3 separate regions of the Mus musculus genome follow, and regions 2 and 3 are each linked to region 1. The links are chromatin loops, found by intact Hi-C in ENCODE. Cell type or tissue: heart. All regions are shown on one strand.

Evidence for each region. Peaks named below come from ENCODE experiments on the same cell type or tissue, not always from the same donor. Only the 100,000 strongest peaks of a DNase experiment are listed, where the experiment ranks them.
Region 2: a loop joins it to region 1, with 2.0 times the contacts of the local background. A loop is called at or near these places in 4 of 42 quality-filtered maps.
Region 3: a loop joins it to region 1, with 2.1 times the contacts of the local background. A loop is called at or near these places in 4 of 42 quality-filtered maps.

What each region holds. Positions count from the first base shown.
Region 1 is chr5:150,230,244-150,238,243 of GRCm38, forward strand. It overlaps a transcript of Fry not described here. Among named protein-coding and RNA genes, the nearest start is that of Fry, 26 kb to the right of the region's middle. In heart, CTCF peaks have their summits at 3,094 (motif pointing right) and 6,565 (motif pointing right); DNase peaks (open chromatin) are centred at 2,108, 2,718 and 3,148; H3K4me3 peaks cover 553 bases; H3K27ac peaks cover 754 bases.
Region 2 is chr5:150,285,869-150,293,868 of GRCm38, forward strand. All of the region lies in intron 1 of Fry (FRY microtubule binding protein), which reads left to right. Among named protein-coding and RNA genes, the nearest start is that of Fry, 30 kb to the left of the region's middle. In heart, a CTCF peak has its summit at 3,922 (motif pointing left); no DNase peak of the experiment used is centred here; H3K27ac peaks cover 1,947 bases.
Region 3 is chr5:150,377,885-150,385,884 of GRCm38, forward strand. It overlaps Fry (FRY microtubule binding protein), which reads left to right. Exons shown (of 61, transcript NM_172887.2): 15 at 925-1,096; 16 at 2,914-3,046; 17 at 3,732-3,839. Among named protein-coding and RNA genes, the nearest start is that of Gm36299, 26 kb to the right of the region's middle. In heart, no CTCF peak of the experiment used is centred here; no DNase peak of the experiment used is centred here; H3K27ac peaks cover 3,057 bases.

The DNA.
Region 1 (8,000 bases):
TTTCATCACTTTTCTAGCACCTCTAAAAGTTACTCTTTATATCCCACATTTCCTTGAATGTTAACTCCTTGTTAGCTTGTTAACTCCTTGGGGGTAGATTCAACTTTTTTCATCAAATATTTTCTTTAGGATTTTTTTATGGGGATTCTTTGCAGCCAAAACAAAGCAGTGTCCCTCTATCAGGACACTACTTGAGGACCTTCTCAGTCAAGAGTCACTCAAAACCAAATCTAAGGCCTTATGTATTTTGGACTAAGTGGTGTGAAAATGAACTCCAGGTTCAAATGCAGTCTGACTTGTGAGTCCCAGGTCTCGGCAGTAATTGCTTCTGTCTCCACAGTACCACGATCCCATACTTGTGTGTGTATGTGAGTGTATGTTTGTGCGTGTATGTGTGTTGTTTGTGTAAGAGTATGTGTTGTGTATAGGTGTATGAGTAAATATGTGTGCATGAATGTGTCTGTGTATGTGAGTGCTTGCATATATGTGTATTGTATGAGTGTGTGTGTGAGAATGTGTGTGTTGTGTATATGTATGAGTGTGTGTTGTGTATGTGTTTGAGTAGGTGTGTATTGTGTATGAGTGTGTGTGTGTGCGCGCGTGTGTGCATGCACGCGTGACCTTGGCTTGGACATAAAGCTGTTTTTCACATTCTTGAAACCTCAGCATGCAATGAAGGCATCAGGGCTGTCTCCATAGATATCTAACCTCATGATGCTGAACTGATTTGTCCATGGAGTGACCAAGGTTGCCAGAAGCAAGAGAAAAAGTTGTTCTGCCCTAACGTGGCCTTTGCTTGTGTCCCATTAGTTATGGCTATGGTGCCGCTTGTGTAAGTCCCAAGGGGTGGGGTCTGCAGTCCCCCTCTGCCTCTAGCAGGTCAGATGCCACTCTCAGCTAGGCTGGTGGGGGAGGCAGTCTAGGTTGAGCAGGATCCCAGTCTGGTTGGGAATGAGTGCCCGGGACACATCGCTTCTTCCCAGTGCTAAAGTCATCTCTCTGTGAGAGGAAAGAGAAGGCCTTCTCTGATGATCTTTAATGAAGCAGCTCTCTAAGACAGTCTTAGCTTGCTCATATTTCTTTATGGGGGTAGGTTTGAACACATACACTCCATTCAGGGTGAACCGAGGGTTATATAGTTTGGAGAAAGGTGTGAGAATATCCAGGGAAGAAAAAGGTCATTGGCTGAAGGCTACGGGTACTGAGATGCCTCATCTGCACGTGGAAGAGTTCAGGCGCTGAGCGATTTGACTGATTACTTGTGATCACCTGGTTGAGGCTTGCCTGGTTCCTTGCTCCCAGGCAAACATGGAACAGGGAGGGAGCTACCACACTCCTGCTGGTCTCAGGGTGAGATTCTAATCTCAGCTTTTGAGATTTCTGGAGTTTGGACATGCCCAACCTCACGTGTTCCATGCTAGTTCCTCTGGTGGCACAGTCCCCATGCCCTACAATAACAAGTCACTCAGACAGTCTCAGATTCCAGTAGATGAGTAAATTCTTCTTCCTGATACAAGGGTAATGTAAGTCAATATTGCAATGGAGATGCAAGCGGAGATGCTTTGTGACATCTGTGCTGCCAACCACTCTGGCCATAAATGCCATATCACAGAGGAAAGAGCGTCTTACCTAATAATAGCAGGATAAAATTTCCTCAAATAATATAGCTAGAATGGAGAAAAATAAATAAAACCAAAAAAAACTAAACAAACACACAAACAAATGCCTAGTACCCCGGGCTAGTGAGCATGTCCTTGCTAGAAATATCTTTCTAGAGTACAGAACTCTGTCTTCTATGGTATGGAGAAGGTCTGGCAGAATTGCCTATGTTTGGAGAAAAGGGCAGGACTCCACTGAGGAGACTGAATGAAGTCCAGATGAAAGGCAGGGAAGGCTCGAGGTGGGTGAGTGGGCAGGCCCTGGAATAACTAGGAAGGAGAGGATGCAACAGAGAGCTGAGGTTAGCACCAGGGAAAAGTGGTGTGTGTGTGTGTTTGTGTGTGTAATTTGATAACCGCCTGTACTGCTTTTCTACCGTTGGGCAACACTGTGTACTCACACAGTGGGAAGCCTGACCCTTTGCTCAAGGTCAGAACCAAGGCCTTGACCAACCTGAACTCTTCCCTAGAGGCTCTGGGAAGGCTGTTTCCTGGCTCACACCAAGTACTGCCAGTACTTACAAGAGGTGGTTCCTGTTATTGGCTATCACTTTGGATGTTGTAACCAAGTATCAACCGCGGGCTACGTGTCTTACACAATAAACAATTATTTTCTGGCCACTCTGAAGTGTGCCAGCCTAGTTAGGTATTATCAAGGTAGATGACGACTGTGTCACTGTCTAGTCACGTAACACAGAGAGAAACATGTAGAAGAAGATTCCTGCAGGCTCTTCTTTCTGAGGGCAGTAATTCTGAGACCCCGGGCTCCACCCCATGACGTCATCTAATCCTAGTGACCCTCCACAGGCCCCATCTCAAAACACCACCACTCTGGGGCTTGCCCCTTCAATACAAACTAGTTTGAGAAAGTACTGTTTGGTATCTGAGAGGCATTTCTTCCTTCTCTCATGGCACCTTCACCATGACAGCACAGGGGCATACCAAATCGGCCACCCCCGCCGCCCCGCTGCCCCGCCCCCCTCCCCTCCCCACCCCTCCCCTCCCCTCCCCGCTGCCCCGGGGCCTTGCATGTCTTTCCCCGGCAGAGGGCACTGTCTGTCTTTGGAGGCCCACCCGGATGGTTCCAGGTTGAAGTTCACTTCTGATGACTGATGTCAGCCAGGGGTGATGCTTCCCAGAGGTTAGGAGGCTGCGGTGGGGCATCTTTGGAAGACATTTCTGTGATTTCTGCGTACTGCATCGTCCCTTGTAATGAAAAAGTTAGACTCAAGGAGATTTCTTTGAAGATCTAATTTTATTGTGCAGCCGTATCACAGTATGGTTATCAGATGTAAAAGGCAGTAAGAAACCCCGCAGTAGTCATTCAGCCTTTTGAGGACGATGTCTGTCGTAAGGAAGGTGGACTAAGATCCAATAAGACAGGCTGGTGATGTTAGGTGGGTCAATGGCTTCAAGCATCTCTCTCCTTCTGTGCTAATTGCCGCCACTAGGTGTCACCATATGCAGCTGCAGAGACTATGAGTATGATTTGAAGAAGAGGTGAGCAGCTCCCCTTCCAGAATGTTCGGCTCCTCACCCATTGGGGAACTCAGAAGTCTGAGAATGATCACAGGAGAAAGGCGGACCTCCTCCACGGGTAGACAGTGCAGTCGCCTGGGGAAGGGGCTTATTGGCCTCACTGTTAACTTGGCTTTCAGACCCTGGCTGTATTCATTACACAAGTGAATAGACTGTAGATACAACTGGGAACCCGTGGGGCAGAGGACTTCTGGAGCCTGGGATGGAGGACCAAGGGGCCGCCCTTCAACTGTTCTTCAGCCTCAGAAAGGGAAGTCAAGTAAGAGGAAATAGTAGGAGAGCAACCCGTTTGCTATTTGTTGGTACTCTACCCAGGCAGATACTGTAGTAAGAAAAGCAAATCGAAAGGGGATGATGAACACTGCCTGGGCCCTGTGCAGTGTCCGCGAAGCTGGGCACAGCCCCGCCTGGCTGACCGCTCCCTGGTAGGGACCTATGTCCTGGGCAAACACCTGTTTCTCTGCTGGGGAGTTTCCACTCTGTCCAGAGCACAAACTCCTGAAGTATTCAAAGGTGTGTGCATTCTCTTCCCTAACAGAAGGGAAATATAATCTCTTTAATTCATATGTATGTATGTATGTATGTATGTGTGTGTATATATATATATACACATATATATGTATATATATATAAAACCTCTGGTCCCTGAAAGCTACTGGGGTGTCAGTTGGCCTTGGCTCATATCATCCACTCTGATTGGAAGGAACCATGGCCCACTGCTAAGCCTGGCAGGGAAAGAGTACACTTGGCTGCTTCAGAAGAAAAAACAGGCTCTGGGATGCAGGGGTAGGGAGGTGAACAGTATAAGGAATGTACCTCAAGCTCATGTGTGTGTGTGTGTGTCCATAATTATGCAAGGGAATATATACATATACCCATAATTATGTATAGAAATATATATATATATTTACATATATATATATATACATATATATATATATATATATATATTTGTCTTATAATCTGGTTATCCCCACTCAGTTGTGTGTCAGGCTCATGTGGATTACATCAGACTCAGAATATTTTTATGGTGGCAATGTGACTTTGCTAGCCAGGGTTTGCCAAGACATCATAGTGAGATGTGGTGTCTTTCAGGGAAGTGACTGAGCCTTCACCTATGTCAGTGATGTTTACCTGAGTCTTCTTTCAACTGCCTATTTCAGAGGTAGTATTGGTTTTTCCAAGTTCTGCATTCATAACTAGTCGATGGACCTGTCCCTTCCCCCCACCCCCGTTTGCAGCTCCATCATGATATTGCAGACAAGGGATGAGATCGTGTGTAGTCCTACCCACTGAGTACCAGGCCCCAGCACAGTGGTTCTCGACATTTCCAAGGCTGCAATCCCATAATTCAGTTCCTCCTTTTGTGGTTGATAAGTGAGCCAATTCAAGCCAAATTAAAGTATAAAGGCAGGTTTATTTGGGGCACCTCTCAGGCAAGTTCACTGACCACACAGGAGGGGCTGAGTGAAGCCATGCAGAGGGAGACAGGGGAAGGAAAAGAGAAAGAGAGAAAGCGTGCTCACAGATGGAGAAGAGAGAGGCAGCCACCAAAATGTCTCTGGGGAGTGGGGAGAAGCCCAGCCCCTGGGGTGTAAAATTCAGGACAGAGGGTGGGGTATGCCAGCATATCCTGTAACAAATAGGTAGGGACTGAGGGACCCGACGCTGGGAGAACCTGGAGGCCAGGTCCTCTTTGGTACGTAAATATGCACCTCAGCTGTTCTTCCCAAGTCTGAATGCCAACAGTGATGATTCCCCAACCAGAAAATTATTTTCCTTTCTATTTCAGAACTGTAACTTTGCTACTGTCATGAATTGTAATGTAAATAACTGATATGCAGGATGTCTGACATATGATCCCAGAGAGGTTGAGACCCACAGGTGGAAGACCACTGCCCTAGCAGATGCTGTTATGGAAATAACTATGACTATAAATATATTTGAAATTAAATTTGCTCCTTACTGTATCAACAAAGCCTAAACACTATTTATCCTTCAAGTTCCCAAGGCATATTCTGATAAAGGATCAATCTTAAGAAATGCTGCCGGGCAGTGGTGATGCACACCTTTAATCCCAGCACTTGGGAGGCAGAGGCAGACAGATTTCTGAGTTCGAGGCCAGCCTGGTCTACAGAGTGAGTTCCAGGACAGCCAGAGCTACACAGAGAAACCCTGTCCCGAAAAATAAAAATAAAAAATAAAAAGAAAGAAAGAAATGTTGTGTTTTGCTACCTGGCAGAAGTTTTCTGAGTTCTGGTTCCTGGGGAGGGGAAGGGGGAGGGGGAGGGGGAGGGGCAGTCCATCATCAGGCCACTCCACGGGTCCTTGCTTTGCTTCTCTCAAATTGCCCCGGGATTGGCAGACTCTGTGCCATGTGGGTGCTGGGAATTGAACCTGGGTCTTCTGCAAGAGTAGCTAGTGCCCTTAACTGTTGAGCCATCTCTCCAGCCCCTTGAGATATAATCTTCATCCTTTAAAATAAATTATTTGCAGAGCGGGGCCCAGGGGAAAATTTGCTTCTTGGTCTTAATTCTGCTTTATTTCTGTATCCCCTTGTAGACTCCCTCTTCCCTCTGAGAATGTGGCTTACACAGTTGGGCTTGAAAACATAGTTTATCCAATCTCAGGAAAAGTGGCAGTAGCTCGGTGACAGAGTGACCCAGTTACATGCAAGAGCCTGCTGAGTGTCTCCACCTGGTAGCCACAGGGACGATCAGGTGTCGCTTCAGAAAGGAACATCGGGCCAGGATCTTGTCCATTTCAGAGAGGCCAAACTCACATGTACTGAGTCTTCAAAAGGGCCACCAGTGAGAACAGCTTGTCTTTCTTAAACTCTGTGAAATTTTTTTTTGTTTTCTATTAAGGGAAAAAAAAAACCCTAAAATTGTATTTGCTTCTCAAAAGAAATGTGTTTCCTACTTCAGAGATAGGGTTAAGAAGACAAAGAAAGAAGAGTTAAAATTATTTTAGCTGCTCATATGTTTGGGGACTTGCACTGTCCTTTTCTTCCCAGTAAAAGTTGTTTTTAGCTGCAAGTTTTGTTCAGATAACTTTTCTAACTGTATGCCCAGCCATCATGTTCTTACATGACCTTCTTAAAATTCCATGGATGCCCATGTGACTCAGCTCCTACCGAATCCTCCCTGTGTATACCCTAAAGCCTAAAATTATATACCACAAAAGAATCTGTGTGTAGAATACTCACTTAAGAGGAAAGTTTCTTCTTTCATATTTTATATAATGAGGCTCTTGAAATGTTTGTTTGTGTGATCATCATGTGTGTGTAAGTGTGTGTGTGTGTGTGTGTATGTGCCTATGCACCATATGTGTTAGTACCAGCAGAAGCCACAAGAGGGCAGTAGATTCTCCTAGCACTGGAGTTATAGATGGTTGTGAGAGGCCATGTGGCTACTGGGACCAGGACCCAGGTCTTCTGCAAGAGCATCCAGTGCTTTTCACTGCTGATCCATCTCTGCAGCCCCTGACAGATAAGAACAGCCATCCCTAGTGAATATTCAGAATGCTAGCATGCTCCTGATCTCCCCCCTGTACCTAGGAAGTCAATCTGACAAGTAGATGTGGCCTCCTTTGTCGAGCAGCCTTGACTGCGCACACTGACCCAGGTACAGACCAAGTGTCAGGAAGATAGGGCGTCGCTCTCAACATTATAATTTTCTGAATCGTGGACCAACTCCTGCTAACACTCCAAATTAAACAAGTCCCAGCCTTCCTGAGGAGATGTAGGGAATAGTAGTCCTATGCAAAAACCAGTTTCAAGGAAACTCCACACCTGCAGAGTCTCAAGTAACTCTGCCACCTGTCTATGAAACAGCAGCATGGCTCTTGCCCGACATTGAATGACCAAACCTAAATCTGAAGAAGCTCACCCAGTGAGAATGAGCATTGAGGATGCTAATAGGTCTGACTCTGCATTATAAGGAGCGTGAGTCTATGTGGTAAATATGCTATGCTGGTAGTGACTATTTAGCTTGCTCCTTGCTGACGTGCTTCTGAAGCCAAGACTACATCTTCCAAGATCCATGAGGTTCCACACAGTCAGGCAGTTAAGCTGGTGTGTTGGGTGAAAAAAAAGTCTTCTAGATGCCTACCTTATTTTCAAAAGAATGGCTAACACTTTCATTAATAACACACAGCAATGTCTAATAGACCTCATTGGTAAGATGTTGATAACAAACTATTCGTTGCCGAGTTGTACAAACCAAAACCAACCAAGCAAAACACCCTAATGATCTGTGTCTACTTGGGACCAGTTCTTTGTTGACACTATTTATTATTATTATTATTATTATTATTATTAATTCAATGTAAGAAAGAGGACGCCAGCAATATTTTACACTCTGTGGCATTTTCCTCATTAAAAAAAAATTCTCCAGGGGCTGGATTGGTGGCTCAGTAGTTAGGAGCGCCTGGTTCAGTCATTCCAGAGGACTTGAGTCTGATTCCCAGCATCCAGACCAGGCAGCTCACAACCTCCCGTGACTCTAGCTCCAGGGGCTCCTATACTCTCATCTGGCTTCTGTGGGCACCCACACATGCTTGGTATACATCCACACAGGCACACACATAACCATAAGTAAAAAGAAATCTTTAAAAATTCTCCTCCAATATCATAACATTATTGGGATCTTGGGTGCAGCTACGCACAAATAAAATCAATAAAGAGGATTTCTATCTCTAAGGCTGCTGTTACCATTGGGAGAAATGGGACCTGCATCTAGAGCAGTCATTGCTAACCCCAAGCAACACATGGAGTGATGATGTCATTAAGAGCAGTCATTG
Region 2 (8,000 bases), 56 kb after region 1:
TTTTAATCTATGCATGTATAGTACATATATTTTTGTATAGCACCTGGATTTTGTGACAGTTTGAGGTATAAACTCTGCAAGACTTGTTGAAGGGAAGAACCAAACAGGGGATGTCTGAGCAAACCTCATGGGATTTTGTTGTTGTTCTTCTCTTTTGTGTGTGTGTGTGTGTGTGTGTGTGTGTGTGTGTGTGTGTGTGTTAGAACTTGGCAGGTAGACAGCTCTGTTCAAAGGGGAACTGTTTTACGCATTCCTTGGCAATGGGAGACAATCACCTAGTAACTCGATTAACCATGTTTAGTGACTATCTCCCATAGGCTACCTTTCAGACCTGGGTCCCCTTATAATCACTAACAGAACCTTTAAAAATGGTGCATCTGGGGCTGGAGGGAGAGATGGCTTAGCAGTTAAGAATCAGGGCAAGAGTCATGCTAAAATAGTGACCCTAAGACAGGAGCATGGGAAAGGTCACATCAGGAATCACACAAACACCATGGAACTCACAGAGATCTGTGAGCTAAAGAATGAAAACCACCAGAGAAAATGTCTGAGAGAAAAAACACGCTGTGGTATTTTGTAACAGGATTTTTTTTAGGGTAAAAACCAAAACGAAACAAAACAAACCTAGGCTCCAGCAATCCTAACAAGCCAGGTGTGGCCTCCCATCCTGACAGACAGATTAATCAGACAGATAATCATAAAAGGGAGAGAGAAATTTGTTCAATGTGGTGACATTTGGAAGGGATAAAGGATCCTAGTGACCCCTTTTAAAGATGCTTAATATTCATACATGTGTATAATGTATTTGGATCCAATAACGTCCCCATTCCCTCCTCTCCAATTCATTCCCTATCCCTCCCAACTGAGTCTATATTCTCTTCTCTCTTGTTCTCTCTCTCTTTCTCTCTCTCTCTCTGCACACACTCATGCACACACACACATACACATGTGCACACATACACACTCATACAGACAAATATGAACAAACACGCACACACACACATGCATATGGGACACACAAACTATGCACACACACTGAGTCCGCACATGCACATGTGCACATGTACACACACACACAGACACACCTGCACACACATGTGGACACACATACATGCACATGTGCACACACATGCACACATACACCAAGTCCATTCAGTGCTGCCCATATGTGCATGAGTATGGGACAGATGTGGCTCAGGGGCCACCTCTCTAAAGAAACCTTAGTTTTCCTCCCCAGCAGCCATCTGTGGCCAGTATCTCCTCAGGTGTGGGAGTCCATGCATCTCTCCCCCATCCTCCCACACCGGGGGTTTAGGTGCCTCCATCTCATGCAGGTCTTATGCATGAAATCTGAACAGCTCTGAGTTCCTGTGTCCAGCTGCACCACAGCCGTGTCTGGCAGATGCTCTACAGACATCTGCTTCTTCTGACTCTCACAGTCTTCCTGCTCCATCTTCTATGATGCTCTCCCGCCGAGCCCTGGGGCCATCTTTAGGGTGATGACTTCCATGGAGGAAGAATTGTGGCACAGGGCAAGGTCACGCCTAGTGAAGGAATGAAGGTGGAACTCGGTCCAGTACTGTTTCTGCTGGGGTCCTGTGAGTCCTCATTGCTTGAGGGTCAAGGTGGCTGTTAGCAGATGGGTGCTTCTTCTTTAGAGGGCATCTCAAGCTCATGGTCAGTTGTCCTCTTTGCCCTGTGAAGGTTTGCTATTCCTGGATTCCCAGATGACTCAGAGTCACCGTTTAACCCTTTAAGGACACTTAAGGAGTCAGTGCTTTCAGCAAAACAATTTCCAGGGGCCGGCAAGACGGCTCAGTACTTAAAAGCACTGGCTGCTCTTGCAGAGAGAACCTGGGTTCAATCCCAGGCACTCATGAGGAGGCTCACAACTGTTTGTAACTCTAGTTCCAGGAGATTTAACAGTCTCTTCTGGCCTCCAAGGGTGCTGCGTGCCTGTGGCGTACAGACGTACATGCCCCCAAGACACCCATATGCATAAAATACTTTAAATTTTTTTTAAAGGAGCTTCTGCTCCCATTTCCCTTTCCTTCTTGCTAACACAAATTCCCACCCGAGTCTCCTCACCAAGGTGAGGCTGGTGGACCTGGTCATTTCCCAGAGAAGGGTTGATCCTTGGAAGACCACAGGGAATTTTGAGTGAATGAGTGAGTGGGGGAGGTGCACCTGGTCGGAAGAACACTGCCTTCCTGGTGGCTAGGGTTCAGGGGCACACACCTTGTGACCACACATGCCAGTGTTTGCACGAGGCTCTCCTGGTTGACGGCTCTCGCTTGCCTTTGTTCTCCGAGTGTGTCTTTAGACCAAGGCTGGCAGTCTGTTGAAAGACTCTCTTCCCAGGCACAATGATACATTGTCTTGCCCAGGGTTGCTTGCCCTTGCTTCCGTTGAGGCAGGACTGAGGCAAGGCTGCAGGTGATGTTTGCTCACGTGACCAAATGGTCTTCCAAGGCCTTGTTAACGTGCCTCAGAGGTCTCTTGGTCCTGAAACCTCGACTGAATGAATGTATTCTCTACTAGGCTATGTCACGGAAGAATAATGGAGAGATACAATCTTCTTAACACTGGCATCTCCTAAGAACTGCCAGATTTTTTTTTTTTGGTTTTTCAAAACAGGGTTTTTCTGTGTAGCCCTGGCTGTCCCGGAACTCACTCTGTAGACCAGGTTGGCCTCGAACTCAGGAATCCACCTGCCTCTGCCTCCTAAATGCTGGGATTAAAGGCGTGAGCCACCACTACCAGGCCCTTATATCTATATCTTAATACGTGTATCTACTAAATTTTTAGAAAGACTGACATATACATCATTGGACAAATTAAATGTAATCATTTAATGGTTAAGATTGGTTCTAAAACTTTACCTTTAAAATATTTGGGTTTGTGTGTGTGTGTGTGTGTGTTTTAATGAATATAACCTACTGAGTCCCTTTAGTGTTGCTTATAACCACATATACATAACTATATGACCACTTGGGAATGGATAACCATTCAGAGGTCTTATTCCAGGCAGAGACTGATTCGCCCTCTTCTAGAAGCCATCGATTGCCTGTAGCTCTTCATCTAGGAATAAGGCCTTAGGAGATCCGCCTCATTCTCAAATGCTGGCCTGTTAACTGGCCTTGGTGTATAGAGCTGCCATAAGCAGCCATATTGTTGAGATTTCATGGCTGTGGCTCCCTGTGATGTCTAGAAGACTCTATCTCGAATCAGACATCCTGCTTTTTGGGTTCTTGTACTCTTTCACCCTATCTTCCAAATGTTCCCCGAGGCTTAGGTTTAGGGATTGGACTGTAGATGCATCACAGGGAGTGGGGAGCCCCCTGATTAGCTGTTTCCTGCATTTCCATGAATAGTGACTTTCTGTAATGGTCTCTGTCTGCTGCAAAAAGAAGCTGTTGAGGAGGGAGAGAGTCATTTACAATGCAGCGTGGGTTATACTGCGAAGCCTTACTTTGGAGACGGGTTGGGTTTCTAAGGCCAGTGAGGAATGCGTCCACGACAGATCCATTGATTGCCTTTCTTGTCACTTGAAGGATTTGGATTGTGTGGGTGACGGCACCAACAACTGACCAGCGGTCTGTCACCTTTTCTCAGTAGAAATCGGGGTAGAAGAGAAGCTTAGGTGTTAGTCTGAGGCAGTTTTTTAAGTTATTGGTGTGGGGACACACATGCGCATGCTGTGGCCTGTGTGTGGAAGTCATAGGCCAATTTTACAGAGCCTCTTCTCTCTGTCGCCTTTACCTTTACACCACGACCAAGCTCAGGAGCTCAGGCTTGTACTGCAACACCTCTACCCACTGAGCTGCCTTGCCAGACGCTTGGCAGCTTGTGCCCTCCCCACAAACCCCGCTTTTGATAACCAGATGGTAGCCATGCACAGAAGCAGTGGCAGGTGGCGCCCTCTATTGGCATAGATCTCACAAACATTCCACCCCCACATCTAGCTCTCTCAGCACCCTATGCTCACAACCTTTTGTGTAGACCAGGGAGATCGGGATCCCTCGACCTTTGACCTTTGGTAGCAGTTGGCAATGGAGCACTAGGGCCTAGGATGCTGTGACCTGTGGTCCTTACTGACATTGTCCATGCAGCTGCCACAGCTGAGCAGCCACCACTGCGTCTCCTCTGCCACTGCTGTCCCGGCCCTGCCTCCTCTGCTTTTACTAGCTTGGCCTACTGTGCGCAAAATAGCATTGGGAAACCTGGTGTGGTGGCTCATACCTGCTCTTCTGACACTGAAGAGGCTAGCCCGGCCTGCTAAGTGGACTCAAGACAAGCTTGAAGTGCAGAGGAGACCCTGGTTCAGAAAGAAAGAGAGAGAGAGAGAGCTAGAGAGAGGGAGAGAGAGAGAGAGAGAAGAAAAAAAGAAAGAAAGAAAGAAAGAAAGAAAGAAAGGAGGGAGGGAGGGAGGGAGGGAGGGAGGGAGGGAGGGAGGGAGGGAGAAGGAAAGGAAAGATAAAGAGGGAGAGGAGAGAGAGGTGGGGGAGGGAAGAGAGAGAGAGAGAAGTAAAACCACTTGGGGAAAGACCCTTTTTGTTTCTTTTTTTTTTTTTTTTTTTTTTTTTTTTCAGACAGGGTTCATTATATAATGGTTGGCCTGGAACTTACTATGTAGCCCAGGCTAGCCTCATACCTAGGAGTTTCCTGAGTGCTGGGATTATAAGCCTTTTTTATTGGGCCTGATTTTGCAATACCAGGAAAGTCAGCCCAAAAGAGTGTTCGCCTAGCCTTCTCAGGAGGTGACCAGAACAGCTGGTTGATGTAGACTGGAGGGGAGGGACTCATACCCTTCATGGGTAGACCGTCACCGCACTGTCCCATTTGTAGGAGTTACTGTAGTCTGTCAAGGCAAGGAGGCAAAGTGTGGTGTTCCCTGTTGCCCCTCCCCCTATAGTCCCCCCCTTAAAGGGGTGGGGGCTGGGCAGAAAAGCCTGTAGGGTCATCTAGAGTTCAGTGAGGCTTCTCCTTAGCAGAAAGGCTGGTGAGTATGTTACAAATTATTTGACCAATCTTGGCCTGGGCTGGGTCTTTGAGAATGGGTTTGTACCAAAGCCTTCACATAACATGGCTTCCTCGGGGCTGTAAAGCAGCAGGTGCCAGCATGAGGGCAGCCTGGCTGGCTGGCTGAGTGACAGGCCTCTACTTAAGACAGCCCAGGGCACCAGGAAAGGGTGAACAGCTGTCAATTAGGAAGTCAATGTTCTGCATATTTACCAGTTAATAAATACCAGGAGTGCTAACAATAAGCAATAAAAACTGTATTATCCTATCATTGGTATCAACCATGTTTGACCTCACATCTACTGGTGCCTAACTCCTACCCAGTGCCTCAGGGAGAAGGGGACCAACCCACAGGCCCCCAATTGTTCAGTGGTTCTTAAATATGATTTCTTCCAGCAGTACTTAGGCTGGTGTCTAACTACTTTTGTTGCTTCTCATAACATAATAGGGCAGGGAAACTATAGCAAGCAGGGGAGTGGAAGTAATTACCTGAGAATCAGTATAAGCTTAGTTGGGCTCCGGGCTTCTAAACATCTCTGTTGGCCACACCCCTTCCTGTAAGTGTGCGAACTTCCTGTCCTGGGGGGGCGTGGCCTTTGACTTTAAACTGAATAGCATTTGCCCGTGTTGCTACCTGGCTTTTGTTTTATTTGTGTTTAGAGATGGGGATCTTACCTGCCTGGCTGGCCGGGAACTCACTTTCCTCTGCCTCAATTACCAGCGTGTGTTGCCACTGGAAAGGAAAAATTTTATGAAATTAGATTAAGGATTAAAGAAAAAAAAAAACCTTTAAAGCCATTCATCCCAATATGTGAGGGCAACTGTGGAATGAGTGTTGGGAATGGAACTGGGGTTCACTGGGAGAGCTGCAGGGACCGTTAGCCACTGAGCCATTTCTCTAGGCCTTAAAAATGGGTTCGTTTTCATTTTATGTATATGGTGGTTTGCCCATGTGTACATTACAGATATGCAGTGCTCTCGGGGAGCAGAGGAGGGGGATGGATTCCTTTGAGCTGGAGTTACAAATGGTTGTGAGCAACCATGTGGGTGCTGGGATTCAAAAGCAGGTCTTTTGCAAGAACAACCAGGGCTCTTAACTGCTGAGCCATCTCTCCAACCCCAGTTTCTTCTACTCCTGACGTATATCCTTAGCAAATGTCAAATCATTTCAATGTATAATAATGATTTAAAATGGAGTTCTTTCTACATTGCTTCACTGTTTCCCCCATGCATCCGTAGTAGAGAAAACCATCTACACCCAAACAATTTGAGACATTAGACATATTTTTTATTAAAAAATTTTTTAATGCATTGTTATTTCCAGGGTTTTTGAACTGGCAAAGTCTGCCTTTCTTATGATTAAAATGTACTTAAGTTGCTATTCTTCATGGGCTATAAATCTGCTTTTTTTTTTTTTTTTGCTGTCTTCTGATTTTATTATCACTGCTGGCCATCTGCTGACAGTCGGACAGCTGTCTCCTCACCCTGTCAGCGACCTTCTCCCTCCACCCCTCCCCTGTAATTTGTTGTTTAGTTCAGCATACACTGCAGCTGGAGGACGGGCTTCTTAATACTGTCTGTAGAGGAGAAAATGGCCATATGGAGCAGTGGATGTGGCTCAGGTAGTAGACTGCTTGTCTGGGTTGCATGAAGCCCTTGGTTCAATCCCCAGCAGTAGTCAGACTAGGGTAGTCACACCTATGATCTCAGTGCTTAGACACGCAGGCAGGAACATCCGAGACCCAAGATCCACCCTCAGCTACATAGTGAGGTGAAGGCTGATGGGTGGGAGGGTGGGTGGGGTGCTGGAGGAGAAAGGAAGTAAGGAAAGGAGAGAGGGAGGGAGGGAGGGAGGGAGAGAGGGAGAGAGAGGGGGGGGAAAGGTTAGGTAAATTGGAATAGGTCAGTACAGAGGACATCATCAAAGAAGTTGTTCTTGCTGGACATGATAGCACATACCTGTGATACCATCCCTCTTGAAACTGAGGCAGGAAGATTGAGAGCTCAGGGGTAGTCTGGGTTGTATAATGAGACTTCTCTCAAAAAAGTATGCGGAGTCACTCTCCGGATGTCAGCCGGCTGGGTTTCATTTTGGGGACATTTCTGCCTTTAAAAAAATTAAAACTTCTAAGAGACAGATTCTTAAGTAGGACCTCTGAGATGGCTGTTGTTTAGAGCAGGACTCTGAGATGGCTGTTGTTTAGCAGTTGTAATTCATATGAAGAAAGCAAGGTGATAGAATAAAAAAATCAACGAATATAGTGACACTCGAGCTAATCCGAATCATGACCATAGGCAGTGGTTTTTAGTCTTTCCCATCAGCTCCCTCTGGAGTGGCAGTTGCCTGTCTTTTAAGGTAACAGCAAAGACTTCCATTTACTATATGGGAAGCATATAGGTCCGAATCAAGTTCAATTCCACCGTGAAAGGTAGCTCCTTCCTATTGGCTGAGGGGATTCCACCCTGTCAGTAAAGGGCTTGGTGGGTGAGCGTGAGCACCTGAGTTCAGATTTCCAGCACTCAATGAAAACGCTGGACATGGAGACAAGAGTTTCTGTGCTGGTGAGGTGAGAGAGTGAGGGGTGGGGGACAGGCACGTCCCAGGAGCTCAGTAGCCATCCAGACTAGCTAATCAGTGAACTCCGGGTTCAGTGTGATATCTTATCTCAAAAAGGAAAGAAGACAGCTCTTGTAGACTCTGGTCTCTACACTCAAGCTTGTACATGCACACACATGCGTGTGTGCAATTGCACATGCACACACTCACATACACACACACACACACACATACACGGGGGGCGGTTAGCCTGTTTTTCTATTCTCTTTGGTTTATTTTGTTGGGTAATTGGCATCTGTACAAGGAGTGAAAGATAAGCCAAGAGTTGTGTACCACCCTGTAAAACCCAGCACTTAGGAGACAGAAGCAGGGGATCAGGGTTTTGAGATCAGCCAACATAACGTGAGATAGTCTCAAAAAA
Region 3 (8,000 bases), 150 kb after region 1:
TTTCTGGTGTGTCTGAAGATAGCTACAGTGTACTTACATATAATAAATAAGTAAATCTTTTAAAAACAGATTAAAAAAATAAAAATAATATAATCAGAGATCAATAATTAATGTTGGCTGGGCATGGTGGGGCATACCTTTTTAAAATTTTATTTATTTTATATCCCAATATCAGCCCTCCTCTCCTCCCAGAACTCCCTCATGCAGACCCTCCCCCCCCCTCCTTCTCCTCCGAGAAGGGAAGCCCTGCTATAGGTAGCTTCCCCCTTCCCCCCAGGATATGAACTCATTGCAGGACTAGACACATCTTCTTCCACTGAGGCCAGACAAGGCAGCCCAGTTAGGGGAATGGGATCCACAGTCAGGCAACAGATTCAAGGACAGCTCCTGCTCCAGTTGTTGGGGGACCTGCATGAAGACGAAACTATACATCTGCTGCATGTGTATGGTGAAGGGTGGGGGACCTAGGTGTAACTCATGCTCACCCTCTGGTTAGTGGTTCAGATTCTGGGAGCCCTCAAAGGTCCAGGTTAGTTGACTCTGTTGGATTTCCTGTGGAGTCCCTGTCCTCTTCAGGTGCCTCAGTCCTTCCCCCAACTCTTCCATAAGACTCCCCGAGCTCTATCTAATGTTTGGCAAATTGATCGCTGTGAGTTGAGGCCAGCCTGACCTACATAATGAATTCCAAGACAGCCAGAGCTACACAGTGATTTATTTATCTCAAAATAAATAAGTAACACACACACACACACACACACACACACGCACGCACGCACGCACGCACGCGCACATCCCTTTAACAGATGCGTGCCCATTTCAAACATGCCCTCTAGGTTTGGCGAGCATCTCCCTGCCTGTTTATCCTCGAGTTAAACCCTGACGGATTCTTCTAGATGACTGAGCCTTTCCTTGTGTCTCTTCCAGAGAATGAACATCGGTTTGCGGGCGTTCCTGGTGATTGCTGATAGCCTACAACAAAAGGATGGCGAGCCGCCCATGCCAGTGACGGGAGCCGTGCTCCCCTCAGGAAACACCCTGAGAGTGAAGAAGACATACTTGAGTAAAACACTCACTGAGGAGGAAGCCAAAATGATAGGTGGGTACGAACCCCTGAAAATCATTAGCAGGTCCTTACTGTAAGTGCGCTGCATTCAAAAAAATGAAAGAGAGAGAGAGAAAGAGAGAAATGAGCAAGTCTCTGGTGAGACATTCCTGCACAGCTGTTGACTGATTCCCAGTGGGTTCCAATCTTGGAGCCCTTCAAACTCTTTAGCACTATCAGGTAAATATTTTGCCATTTAGATGTTGGCCTTCATCTGGGTCCAGGTAAACATCTAATATTCATTATTGGTTATCTACATTGTACAGTAAGTTTCCACAATATCTGTGTATTTTGGCAAATAATCTTATTTATAATTTTTCATTAATTCATATTTCAAAGAAAATTCCTTCCCTTCTTTTGTAAGCATGCCAAGTCCCACAAATACTGCAGGAGAATTTTTCTCTTTCTGATATATCTTCCTGAGTCCAAAGAGGTGATTCTTTTTAATGCTTGTTTGTTCAAACAAACATTAAGTACTCAGATTTAGAAACTATTATAAACAGTCCCTAAATTCCAGAGATATGAGAGAACACATGCAGAACTCTTCACTTTAACGTTGGTCTCCTTAGGCTCAGGAGTTCAAGACTTTTCATGTGTAAGGCATGACTCTTGGCACTCATTTTGCTACAATATGATATGTACCAATTCTTGTTTGATTTGTGAGTGTGTATGTGTGAGTATGTTTGTGAATGTGTGTGTGTGAGTGTATGTGTGTGTGTGAGTGTGTGTGTGTGTGTGTGAGTGTATTTGTGTGTGAATGAGTGTGTGAGTGTGAGTGTGTGAATGTGTGCAAGTGTGTATGTGAGTGTGTGTATGTGTGAGTATGTGTGTGTGTGAGTATGTGTGTGTTGCTGTCTTCTAACTGTAAGGATATTTATAGCACATGCAATGGTAGCAGTACATTTCCAGCATTTTACAGTTTATAAGTGAAGTCAGTAGTTTATTTTGCTAAGACTCTGCACACACATTTCAGTGTACACTCTACAGCTATTAAACAGCCCCAAATAAGAATTATCATTTATAATATAATTGCTAATGCTGGTAGGTTTTCTTGTTCTTCAGAAACATAATATTTATAAAGCAAAATTAATTACTTAACTTTCATGAAGTCTTTCTCATTGGGATTTTAGAAATAGGGAGCAGGAGAGTTGCCTCAGTGGTTAAGAGCATTGATTGCTCTCACAGAGGACCCCAAGTGGTTTCCCAGCACCCACAATGGCAGCTCACAACTATCTGTAAATATAGTCCATAGGACACAACACCGTCTTCTGGCCTCTGAGGGCATTGCACACCTGTGGTGCACCATATATGTGTATACACAAAGCACTCACATACATAAAATAAAACCGAATCAAGGGCTGGAGAGATGGCTCAGTAATTAAGACTGCTCTTCTGAAGGTCCTGAGTTCAAATCCTAGCAGCCACATGGTGGCTCACAACCATCCGTAATGAGATCCGACACCCTCTTCTGGTTCGTCTGAAGACAGTTGCAGTGTACTTGGATATAATAGTAAATAAATCTTTAAAAACAAAACAAACAAACAAACAAACCAATCAAACCATTTCAAAAGTATTACAGCTCTTCTTAAGTAAGTCTCAATGATTATTTGGCAAACATCTCCAAAGTGTGGGGTGGTGCACTAGGAGCCAGGCAAACAGAGACGGAACTACCCTCAGCTCTGCACTCACGGAAATCCCAGGCACAGGCACAGAGGACCCGCTCGCAGGAGAAATGCTGTAGACCCTGTGTAAACCAGGTTATGATTCTTTGACGTATTTAGTTGACAATATGGCTAACACATATTTTCCAGGAATGTCCTTGTATTACTCTCAAGTCCGCAAGGCCGTAGGCAATATCTTAAGGCACCTTGATAAAGAAGTGGGGCGGTGCATGATGCTGACCAACGTCCAGATGCTAAACAAAGAGCCGGAAGATATGATCACGTGAGTGCGGCCAAGAAGGCAGGATGTGCTGCTGGAGGGGTCAAGCCAGAGTCTCCGAGGGTGGTTAAACAGATGTGTTGATGAGATTTGACTTCCACTTTTTTTTTTTTTTTTTTTTTTTTTAGTTTTTCAAAACCGGGTTTCTCTTTGTATCCTGGCCGTTCAGGAACATGCTTTGTAGACCAGGCTAGCCTCAAACTCACAGAGATCCACCTGTCTCTGCCTCCTGAAGGCTGTAATTAGACGTGTATGCCACTATTTGACCTTTTAAAACTAGAATTATTCATTTTATTTTGTGTGTGAATTGTATGTATATGTATGTATGTGTGTACCACATGTACAATTGTCCCTGTAAATATTGGAAGGTGAAATTAGATCCCCTGGAACTAGTGTTAGGGATGGTTGTGAGCCTCCCTGTGGATGCTGGGAATCAAACCTGGGTCCTCTGTAAGAGCACACCCCGCTGTAAACATCTGCGCCATCTCTCCAGCACCTGCATCTAGACTTTTAAAATTCCATTGACATTCGTGAAACTCTGAGGAGATAAACATTTGCTAATGCTAGGGGCCAGCACCAGGCTGTACTTAGAAGGCCTGTGCCTAGATACATCTAATACATAAACACATAAGTCTAAATGGTTTCTCATAATCTTTTGACTTGCTTAAACTTTGTCTTCAAACTCTAGGGGCGAGAGAAAGCCCAAGATAGATCTCTTCAGGACCTGTGTTGCCGCGATTCCTCGCCTGTTGCCTGATGGGATGTCCAAACTTGAACTTATTGACTTGCTAGCCAGGTAGGTGGGAACAATCTCAAATGTTACTCCATCAAAATTGGTTTTAATCTTTAGGAAAACCAGAATACAATGATTATTTTCTACTGACAGAGATTTACTTCATAAGGTGTTATTCTAAGTCTTATGTGTGAACTGGCAAAAGGAACTTAGGTTTTTGGGTTTTGGGTTTTTAGTTGTGGGCCTTGAGCCTAGGAATCCCCGTGTGCTAGGCAGGTAAGCTCTCTGCCACCGAGATTTATTGCCAGCCTTCTGTTTACTCATTTTGAGACAAGGTCTCACTAAGTCCCCAGCTGATCTCAAAGTATGACCCTCCTGCCTCAGCTTTTCGAGTAACTGGGATTACAGCCCCGAATCATACACCTGTCTTATAACTAAGATCTTTGTTTTGTTTTGTTTTTCCATCTTCAAGGATTTAAAGTCCAGTTTACAATAGTTACAAAAGAACCAGGCAGTGGTGACATTCACCTTTAATCCCAGAGGCAGGCAGAACTCTGTGAGCTCAAGGCCAGCCTGGTCTACAGAGTGGGTTCCACGTGCATGGTTATGCCAGGGCTATACAGAGATACCCTGTCTCAAAACACAAACAAACAAACAAACAAAAGCACAACAAAACTCCCTGCAAAATAAATATACAGAAGTCCACGAGGTTCCTAACAACCCCAGGATGCATCCGCACAGCTGACCAGCTTTATGCTTGAGTTCAGTGGGAGGAGGGGTCAGCTGTGGACCAAGGAAGCCAGCAAATAAATGGTACATTTGGAGAGGCCCCTGGAGAGGAAGGATCAAGTTCAGAAAGGTAAAGAGAAGTGCCTGGCCTAGCTATGAGAGGTCATGACCCTCGGTTTGAGGTCCCTAAACTCTCTAATAAGGCCAAAAGAGACAGCAATCTTAAATCTATCCGTAGTACTCCTGAGAGCTACCAACAAAATCCCATTTATCATTTTCCCATCACCCGCATGACTGCACAGCCCAACTGTAACCTAAAAGACGGTTTGCTCCCGAGGGAAAGTCTCTCCTTGTAGTTTAGATACTTCCTCATCTCCTGTAATCTGAAACTCCAACCAACAACATCTCTTTCAGTTACACTCAGAAAAGAAATGCAGAAGGCAAAATCATCAGATGGGAGGCGTAAGGAATGGGAGGGAAAGGGAACTGAGAACAAAAAGTTAACAAAGCCAACAAAGAAGGGACTTAGACACTCACCCAGAGAGAGAGAGAGGATTTTAGCTTCAGGCCATGCCATTAATGAGCCACTTTAGGGGCTAGTGAGATGGCTCAGGGGGTAAAGGTGCCTGACAACCTAAGTTCAACCCTCCAGATCCACATGGTGGAAGAAGAGAACTGACTCCTGACCTCTAACCTCTGACCTCAGCATACACACCATATAGTATTAGTATTCACCCAAACACACATGCATGCACACACAATAAACGTAGTTTTAAATAGTATTTTATTTAGCTTGGAGAGTTAAGCTCTGTGGTTAAGAGTACTGACCAGAGTACTATTTTATAGAGGACTCCAGTTCAGTTCCCGGCACCCACATGGCGGCTCACCGACGACTGTAACTCCAATTCCAGGGGATCTGATAACCCTTATCTGAACACCCCAGGCATGGCACATGATCATGCATGTAGGCAAAACATACATACATATACAATCACATGGGTGCTCAGAATCAAACTCAGATTCTCTGGGGAAAAAAATTAATACTCGTATCCACTGATATGTTTCATCCCCCAAAAAATGTAAGTTTTAATCTGATGACAGTGACACAAAAAGAACGCCCAGAGAAGAGAAAGATATCAGTGCCTAACCCCCTAGGGATACCCGAAGCCTGAGGAGGCTCTGTCATGGCAGCAAGCTTCAGTTTATTTATTTAGCTTCCGATGGGACAAGGCCCACAGGCTAGTGAGGGGATCAGCCTAGGCTATGCGCCATGCATCTTTTTCTTAGTTATCTACTGCATGACAGCCAGAGGGGAATCAACAGATGGTCTCAAACGAGCAGCCTGCGACAGAGAGCACACTCTCTGGCCTTTGAGCAGTGACGTTTATTGCCTAAGTCCATCCTGACCCTCTTCCCACACATCAGGCATGGGATGGTTCTGACTGTGAAAGGCTGCTGACAATCTGTCACCTTCAGAACCATGCTCCTCAGTCTTGGTGTCACCTGAGCAAGCCTTCCCTCCTCACTTGTCACTTGTTAGCCTTCGTCATGTTAGCCATTATCTGCCTGCTGCTCTCACGGTCAACCTTCAGTCCATGGATCCTTCCCTCTAGTCCATGATCAGAGCACAATTAAGGAAGGACACGGGCTAGGGACAGAACACAGCCTGAAGAGTTTGCCTCAGCAACTTGAGGCTCCGGGTTTAATCCCCAGCCCCTCCAAAACTGTATAAGGTTTAGACAATGAACAGCCTCAGTTTTCCTTAAGGCCCCCCATATCAGGGACACTGAGGCAGAGTGGGGGTGGGGAGGAGTAATGGACCTGAATTGAGGTGAGTGTTCAATTCCAAGGAGACCCACAAAGGAACAAAGGGCAAATAACAGAACACACTGATCTACAGGAGAAGCCGGTATGGAAGGAAGGAAGAGTTTGGGATCCCTTGAGGGTCAGCCACTCAAACACTCTCCTGGGACGAGAGCAGAGGCTGAGAATAAGGGGAAGTCTCTGAGCAAATTCCAGAATGGCCCTGAAACACAAAGGAGGTACTGTTGCTGTGGGCAGTAGTAGACAGGGTGACAACGAGAAGCAGGGCATGGGGAAATGAGGATGTGACCGTGACCACCAGAGGATACAGTACTGTTGCCTGAGAGACAGGAAGCGGCATGGGAAAGATGGCGGAATTTTCTAGAAAGTTTGACCTTGGTATCTTGGCTTGCTATTTTTCTGCCTGTGTGATCTAGACAAATTATTTAAACCTCCAACGTACCTTTCCTCCCTTGGCAAAAATTTGGCAATCTTGGAAGGGTGCCACCTATCTCTGAGGACCAAATAGCACTGTGGCATCTACACCCTGGTTAGTCAGAGGAAGGTCCGTGGGAAAGAGGCAGTTATCAGTGTAGGGTGGGAGGGCCGTTGGCTTTACTCTGAGATCTAGCCGCTGATTGCCTACACCGAAGCTCTTGAAATGCCAGGCTTTGTAGATAAAGTGGAGCATTCTGGGAGAGTGTCTAACGCTGCTTTGCTGTGGGTCTGCATAGACGGCTTTTAACCTCTGAAACCACCTTGACAGCCTAATCCGAGGATGCTGGAGTCTGCAGGCTGTGGTGCCAGACATGCAGGGAGGGAATCGTTAGACATACTTGGAATGTCTGAGCTATTTATAGCATCCTGTTTATTATTGTGTACATTCTTACAAAGCCCAAAGCCGGGAGCACTTTTTGAGAAGGGAAAAGAACAAATAAATATTCTTGAAAGCTCAAGAAAAATGGCCAGGCTTTATCGGGAGCTCATGAAAAATGCTATTTTATAAACTTCAAAGGGGAGTCAGAGGGTGTCTCAGAGGGAGGTAAGGAGCCTGCGACCTGTATGCTGGGTCCTTTGGGTCCTGAGAAAATGAGCCTCTTCGGATGCCCCACCCCCCAGAGGGTCAGGACATGAAGGTAGGGAGCCACGTACATGAAATGTGGGATTGAGTTGCCAACAGGAAGTGCATCACCCCGCACCCCAAAAAGTCCAGTGAAGAGGTGGTAAGCTGACTCGATGCAGTATCCACAGCCTGGCCAGAGGAGGGAGATACACACTTCACAGTTACTTCATAGTACATTTTACCAGAAAACTTGGGTTCTTCATAATTGGAAAAGCAAGACCATTGTTGCTTCAGCCTCCCATTCCTTACTGGCTGAGCCCTCAGTAAGGGTTTCAAGGACATGTCTCCACATAGCCGCTGCCGGCCTGCTACACCAACACTTCTGGTGATAGCTAAATACATCAGACACACAAACTGCAGACAGATTGTGGAGTGTGGAAGGAGGCTGGCCAGCTACTATATGTGTGCTTTGATATGTATTGTTCAGCCAATTACTAATGGCTGAGTCTGAGAGGGCTTACCCAGCGGGCTTCCTGGAGGCTTTGGAGATAGATTGCCTCAGCATCATGGTCAATCCCTAAGCAGTTCTGCATTCATGTCTGAGTGCTAGAGCCTGCCTGGTTTGGCTT